Regions from separate parts of the Homo sapiens genome. Here regions 2 and 3 are each linked to region 1. Evidence: read pairs that join two places in POLR2A ChIA-PET (ENCODE). Cell type or tissue: endothelial cell of umbilical vein. All regions are shown on one strand.

Evidence for each region. Peaks named below come from ENCODE experiments on the same cell type or tissue, not always from the same donor. Only the 100,000 strongest peaks of a DNase experiment are listed, where the experiment ranks them.
Region 2: POLR2A ChIA-PET joins it to region 1 with 9 read pairs; 1 of 35 experiments calls an interaction of 5 or more read pairs at or near these places.
Region 3: POLR2A ChIA-PET joins it to region 1 with 5 read pairs; 2 of 35 experiments call an interaction of 5 or more read pairs at or near these places.

Annotation. Positions count from the first base shown.
Region 1 is chr20:51,659,637-51,662,136 of GRCh38, forward strand. The region is part of intron 13 of ATP9A (ATPase phospholipid transporting 9A (putative)); the gene reads right to left. Among named protein-coding and RNA genes, the nearest start is that of ATP9A, 110 kb to the right of the region's middle. In endothelial cell of umbilical vein, no CTCF peak of the experiment used is centred here; DNase peaks (open chromatin) are centred at 1,545 and 2,135; H3K27ac peaks cover 2,500 bases.
Region 2 is chr20:51,445,888-51,448,387 of GRCh38, forward strand. All of the region lies in intron 6 of NFATC2 (nuclear factor of activated T cells 2), which reads right to left. Among named protein-coding and RNA genes, the nearest start is that of MIR3194, 5.8 kb to the right of the region's middle. RefSeq lists enhancers at 587-1,786, 1,185-1,479. In endothelial cell of umbilical vein, no CTCF peak of the experiment used is centred here; DNase peaks (open chromatin) are centred at 1,024 and 1,524; H3K27ac peaks cover 2,236 bases.
Region 3 is chr20:51,359,511-51,362,010 of GRCh38, forward strand. No RefSeq gene overlaps it. Among named protein-coding and RNA genes, the nearest start is that of MIR3194, 92 kb to the right of the region's middle. In endothelial cell of umbilical vein, no CTCF peak of the experiment used is centred here; DNase peaks (open chromatin) are centred at 1,171 and 1,611; H3K27ac peaks cover 2,453 bases.

The sequences.
Region 1 (2,500 bases):
ATATTTATCCAACAGGAGAGAAGTGATCTGATCCTTTAAAATGAGTCGCACTTTACACCCATGACACCCGATTGCCCAAAATAGAGAACAGATGGGTTACAAGAAACAAGAAAATGACTTTCACTTAATTTTTTAATACTATTTTTAGTATTAGCATTAGACTCCTCAGGTAATTAGACAATTACTAAATTATTCTGGTCACTGCGGGGACACAGCGCTCTGCCTTCCTGCTCTGTTAACCTCTGGTGTCAGGAGCACACGAGTTTCACTTCCAGGCCAAAGGGCACTGCATGGTAACAATAATTAGAGTAATGAATCAGAACTCCGGTTTAAATGAATCATTATTTGCCGAGTGCTTTTAATTATAAAGAATTTAACTCTAAAATTATAAAGAAAAGATTTACAGAAAGGTTCTCTATTGGAGAGACTAAATCGAGAACCCTTTTTTTAAAAAATTCTATAATTTAGGTTCTAGCCACGAACACGTGTCTTCATTTCTGTCCGCATTCCTCAGCACCTGGACCAAATCGTTATTTAACATTAGGCGCAATAACAAGACCTTTGACAAAGTAATTACTGTGGTTGGCAAGTTTCAGTATCCACGGATTTAAATGAAAAGCTGTACTGAGGGCATCCTTCATGAACTTCTGGATTTTGTAAAGCAATCTGCTTTCATATCTACAAAAGTCAAATGCTTCCACTAATATTTCAAACATGGGATAACACAGAGCCATGGGATTTTGTATTCCAGGTGAAACAATTCCCAAGCAAGGCAAAAAGAGAACCACAGACGGTCAGATGTTGACAAAGGCCTCACTCAGGAGACCATCTGACAACGAATGAATTAGAAGACTACTATGATAGCCTGACCAACATCACAGGCCACAGGTTCAATGCCTCCACCCACATATCTTTCTCTCTTAAATTAATACTTTCCCACCTTTCCTACTAAAATGTTCCAGGAAGGAGAGGAAATACTCATTGGTGCTGAAACTGCTTCTTTTAATTGTTAAATAAAGTCTCATTTGCACACCAAATGGTCATGCGCATACATCCTTAAGGCACTGAAACTGACCAGGGGCTGTGTTTGGATGATGCCTGTCTTAGGCCTGGCCTTCAAACATCCTCACATTCCCCATATGGAAGAGTTTCACATTGTACAGTGTTTATCTCTAACCTCCTCCCCATAGGCCCTTTAACCTACACACATTTCTTCTTACTTAAAAAATACCAGGGGAAAACAAAAACAGATGTGGCATCCACAGAGGCAGGTTATGACTCTTTTTGCCCTGGGGAAAAACCACTGGTCCCCTTATGGAGGGAGGGAGGGCAGAACAGCTCCACACGAGGTCAGAAGTGACTTCAGAACCAAGCACAGGTCACTATTGGGAGAGGAATTAAGATCTCCAAATACAAAGGGCCCTGACTTGGGCCCCTGGGCGGGTGTCTCGAATCCTATAAAGCCCCTGAGTCATTTATAGCATCCCAGCCAATAAATGAGACACCAAGGCAGGGAAAATAGGCTTCCCTTTCCCATTAGTAATCCACAGCTAGGGCCATTTCCTGACAAGAACTCCAGCCTGTTATTACAGAAAAGATTAATACAAAAATTAAACGTTGAGTCACCAGGAATGCCAGTTTTCTTTCCAAATGCAGTTAAAACTTCACCACATATGGGCATTCATACTATTAATGGATATTAGGAATGGGTTGCAATTGACTGAAATACACTTTTTTTTTTTTTTGAGACAGGGTCTCACTCTGTTGCCCAGGCTGGAGTGAAGAGGCATGATCACAGCTCACTGCAGCCTCAACCTTCTGGGCTCAAGTAATCCTCCCACCTCAGCCTTCTGAATACCGGGACCACAGGCGTGCACCACCATGCCCAGCTTTTTTTTTTTTTTTTTTTTTTTGGTAGAGACAAGGTCTCCCTCTTATTGCCCAGGCTGTTTTCTAACTCCCAGGCTCAAGTCAACCTCCCGCCTCGGCCTCCCAAAGTGCTGGGATTATAGGTGTGAGCCACTGCACCCAGCCAGAAATACACTATTAAAGATAAAGAATTTCTGTTATGATAACCCTAACTAACCTGCCACATCAAAAAAGCTCAGAGCTGATGACTCACTCACCTCAAAGGGCCACCATCAAAGAGACAGGCTCAGAGCTACTACCTCCAAATGAATCAGCTGAGCCACAGGCTGATTAAGTGACTAAGTAAATCCAATGTTTACTGTTTTAGAGCAGACATCATCTGCAACACAAAGTCAATAAATTTAAATGTACCCATATATCATCATCATTCTCAACTTGGATGATTTTGACCCTCATTTGGTCATGTCTGGAGACATAATTGGTTGTCACAACTGTGAGGGGACAGGGGTACTATAGAAATCTGTAGCATGCTGCTTAACCTCCTACAAGGCACAGGACAGCCTCCCATGACAAAGAATAATCCAGCCCCAATAATGAGAAGCCTGACAGCCACTGAAACTATAAATCCAGG
Region 2 (2,500 bases), 210 kb before region 1:
ATCTTACACAGAGGTCGGATTTCAGCTCCTCCCCTGTCCCACCCTAGACGTGACTCTTCTCGGCCCTAAGCTGTCATCTGTGGATGATCCCCACACATTTCAGACAGCCAGCTACTCTGGGAACCAGGAAGTTGGGGTTTCAGGCCCAGCCCTCCACTGATGAACTCTGTCACCTCAAAGAAGTCTAGTGACCACACTGTGTGACTCGACTTCCCCATCCGTAAAATGGGAAGGGGAGGAAGCAGACCATGAGTTACCCTCCCTCCAGCTGCCAGGCTATGACTCCAGGAGTCTGATGGGTCTAGGGTAAGGACAGGAGAGGAATTCACCTCGCCAAGAAGGACTCTTCTCCCAGACAAGAAACCAACATGGCTCTGCCCTCTGAACCCTGTGTGAAGTCAACCAGGCTCCCAGAGTGCAGGTAGAAGGGCAGCTGATGTTTTCTGAGCACCTACTATGTGCCTGATACTTTCAGTTCCTTGATCTCCTTCTATTGCTAATACACCACCAACCCCATCTCAGAGATGGGAAAACTGAGTCCCAAGGTACATAGTGTGAGGCCAATCCAGGCTTCAGGCCGAGTCTGCTGGGTGATTCAAAATCCAGCCTTTGAAGTGGGAATTACACAAAGGCCTTTGGTACCAGGAACAATTTCTGATGGTGGAAGTGCTTAGACACAATGAGTGTTCTAACTAAAAACTCATTTCTCTGTGGCCTCCTTCAAATGGATGCAAACGGAATGAACTGCAGGATTCTTGGACTTAAAAGCCTGTTCTTCAATGCAGGGGACCAAGTTTAGGCAAATATTTAGATCCCTGAAAACGAGACCATTTTCTCTATCTCCACGGCAGCTTCGGAGTTGCAATCTGGATCGCATCTTTGGAGAGCAGCTTCGTGTCCCAGCAAAGCTGTGGGTAAGTGATGGGCTCCAGCCCGGGGGGCCACTGACACCAGGGACATGAGTCACAGAGGGCAAAGGTCCGGAGAGCCTTAGTCATGCCCCAGCCCTGTCTGGAGTCTGACATTTCCCAGAGGGAAGCCCCATCTAGAGACTCCCATACCAGGTCTATTGTTTCAGAGAACATCACGCCGGGTACAACCAAACCCAGGGAGAGAAACAGGTGGGAAGAGCAGGTGTCTGCTCTAAGATGGTTCCGATTGTTCCAGGGCACAAATTCACGGAAAAATACTTAATTTAGAAAAAAAAAAATTATTTTAAGCATATGCATTTATATTTATTAAACAAAGCTCAAAATACAACCTTTGGGGACCTCCAAGTAATAAAATGACTCATGTCAGGATATGATGACTCAGTGGGAAAGAGGGAATTCCACCACCCACGCGTCCTTTCTAAAAAATCAATTTGTCCTCTGGACAGGTGATGGGAGCCTCTGCCATCAGACCGTTCCAAGAAAATCGTCCAGCAAAACAAAACAAAAAATTCTCTTCAAACAATTTAAGTTTCAAAGCTGAGTAATCTGATGCAGGCCAGTTTCCAACCTACGCCCCCGCAGGACACACAGAGCCAGGGAGCTAGTTGGCCAAGCCTGGGGGCCTGAATTAAGAAGGATTTACCAGCCGAAAAATTCCAAAACTCTGTGTCATGTGAAGGAACCTTCCAAAACATTGGATCCCACCCAGGCGCAGCGAGTCGCTCAAAGCCATGGCAACCCCTTTCCCGCTGCCACATCACTTTTATTTTTGTGTCCTTAGATTTTTTCCTGTTTTGCAATGTTTTGCTGGGACCCCCGACTCCGCCTGAGGCCCTGTGGCCAAGGGCCAGGGTTCCCACTGAAGTCAGGAACAGCCTGGACTTCCCAGCGTGAACTTTGCCTGAAGGGTTACACATTTTTTAAATTTCAGAGAACATCCAAATGGCTTTTCAGCAATTACTGAGAATGATAAATAGGAAAGACCCTGATTGTTCTGTTTGGTTTCTCTGTCCTCTCTGACATGACTAGAAAAAATTACTCGAGTTGACGACAAATGCTGCCTTGGGATTCCACCTCTGTCACCAGTTGTGGGCTGACCTGGGGTGCATGACTTGACATCTGTGAGCCTCAGTTACCTCATCTGTAAAATGGGGATAATGCTGCCCGCTTCTCAGGGCTGGAGTGACAACTAAAAGAGATGCATTCATTCAACAACACAAATGAGCACCTGCTATGTGCCGGGGACCACTCTGGATGCTGAGGATACAGCAGCAAACGCTGAGACTCTGCTGTCAAGGAACTAAGAGTCCAGCATGAGAGACCAGGTGATAAATGAACAGACAGACAAGGTAGGTGATTTCAACAGCGCTAAGTGCCCCCAAGAAAACAGAGCCGGGCAGTGGCACAGAAGGTGACAAGGTGTCTGGGAAGCGGGACAACTTCAGAATGACGGTCAAGGAGGACCCCGTGGAGGAAGTGACCTTTGAGCTGAGACTGGGAGGAATAGGAGGCCGCAGGCTTGAAAAGAAATGGTGGAGGAGGCCGGACGCAGTGGCTCGCGCCTGTAA
Region 3 (2,500 bases), 300 kb before region 1:
CAACTACTTCAAGTTGTGAAATAATTGTGCAGAATAACACCTTGTAAACACATCCATGGGCTGGGCATGACTTGTGGAACCACTTGTTTGCAATCTCTGCTTAGATTCAGAAACCTGACCCGGGAGGAGAGAGCAGGAAATAAACCTGTTTTGTTAGGAGAGCATCACTCTATAACAGTGATAATAATGAAAAGGGGCTGGGCGCAGTGGCTCCCCACACTCTGGGTGGCTGAGGCGGGCAGATTGCTTGAGCTCAGGAGTTAGAGACCAGCCTGGCCAACATGGCAAAACCCCACCTCTACTAAAATACAAAAAATTAGCTGGGGATGGTGGCGGGCACCTGTAATCCCAGCTACTTGGGAGGCTGAGACACAAGAATCGCTTGAACCCAGGAGGCAGAGCTTGCAGTGAGCCGAGATTACACCACTGCACTCCAGCCTGGGTGAGAGAGTGAGACTCTGTCTCAAAAATTTAAAAATAAAAAATAATAATGAAAAGGCTCAGTAATCTATGGTGAGCTGACTCTATCAAGACTATGCCCTTCCCTTTCCCTGCACTATCTGGTTGAATCCTCAAACCATCCTACACGAGAGGTCCTTTCAGAGGTACAAGTGTTTAAGACATTAAGTGCAGACCAAGACAGGCTCCACCCAGGACCAGCAGGTGGTCACAGGAACCTCTGACATGAGATATTCCAATCCCTTCACCCAAGTTATAGATGAGGCTGGGGCCAGAAGAGAGAAGGACAGGTCCTGCCCCTGGACAGCCAGCCAGGTAGTAGCAGCCTGGGGTCTTGGGAGAGGCATCACTGCAGGTAGAGAAGCAGAAAGAACAAATTTGCAAGGGAGCAGGGGATTCCCTGGCTCGTGGGGTGGGGGTCAGAACTTGCTCCAACTCCTTTTAAAGTGGCCTCTAGAAAGCAGATGCCCAAAGGGTCCCCGGCGTGTGATGAGACGGGATGGGGCGCCTTGCAGAGTTGGCTGCGATGCCCGCCCCAGAGGTGTCCTGAGCTTGGCCGCTCTCAGGAATCGCCCTCTCTCCCTCACCCTGCCGTCAGCAGCCCTGACTCAGGCTTCTGTCATCACAGGAAAGCTGTTTTCCCAAAGCAAGGAGGTCTGTGGTGTGCTTATGGGCAGCCACAAATGAGGGGTCACTGAGCTGCCAAACTGCAATAGAGCAAAGGCTATTTTTAACCAAGAGAGGGAGAGTTAGGGGGTTAGAAGGATATCCTGACAAGTCAGAAAAAATAAGGCATCACTTCCCGGGTTGACTCAGAGGGCCAGGCTTGCATCTCTCAGTCTCCTCTTGAACCCTGTACATTTTTTGCAGAAGAGTAATATGTAGGAACATCTCCTGGCTCTGCCACTTACTCGCTGTGTGACCTTGGATGATTTATGTAACCTCTCTGAGCCTCAACTTTCTCATCTGTAAAATGGAAATAATAGGAGTAATGCCCTGGCAGGACTGTAAGGACTGAGATCATAGCAGTCAAGCCCCCAGCGTGAATGGAACGCTCTGTTGATGAGCACGTCTTTAACCAGTGTCTGAGCTTCCTACTGCTGCTGTAATGAATCACCTCAAAATGAATGGCCTAAAACAATGCTGGTTCAGGATCTTACAGCTGTAGAGGTCAGAAGTCCTAGAGTCAAGTTGTGGCAGGCCTGATCCTCCTGGAGGCTCCAGGGCACAATCTGTTTCCTGCTTTTCTAGCTTCCAGAGGCTGGCCACGTTTCTTGGATCCTAGCCCCTTCCTCCATCTACCAAGCCAGCCAGCAGCGCATCATCTTCTAATCTCTCTCTCTCTCTGTCTCTCTCTGTCTCTCTCTTTCACACACACACATACACACACAAACACACACACTAGTCTCTCTGTCTCTCTCTCTTCCACACAGACACACACACACCTCTGTCTCTCTGTCTCTTCCACACACACACTAATCTCTCTGTCTCTCTCCTACACACACACACACACACTTCTGCTTCCATGATCACATCTCCTGTCTCCTTCTCTGACACTGATACTCCTGTCTCCCTCTTCTAAGAACCCTTGTGATTCCATTGAACCCACCCAGATAATCCAGGATAATCTCCCCCTCTCAGAATCCATCACTTAGCCACATCTGCAAAGTCCTTTTGTCCTTTTGTCATATAGAGAACCATATTCACAAGCTCTGGGGATCTGAATATGGACAACTTTGGGAGCCATTATACCAGTTTTCCACTGGTGTTGTGGAAGATGGAATAATGATTTTTAAAAATGGGCTGGATGGGTGCAGTGGCTCATGCCTGTAATCCCAGCACTTTGGGAGGCCAAGGTGGGCAGATCACTTGAGGTCAGGAGTTCAAGACCAGCCTGGCCAACATGGTGAAACCCCATCTCTACTAAACATACAAAAATTAGCCAGAAGTAATGGTGCATGCCTGTAATCCCAGCTACTTGGGAGGCTGAGGCAGGAGAATCACTTGAACCCGGGAGGTGGAGGTTGCAATGAGCTGAGAT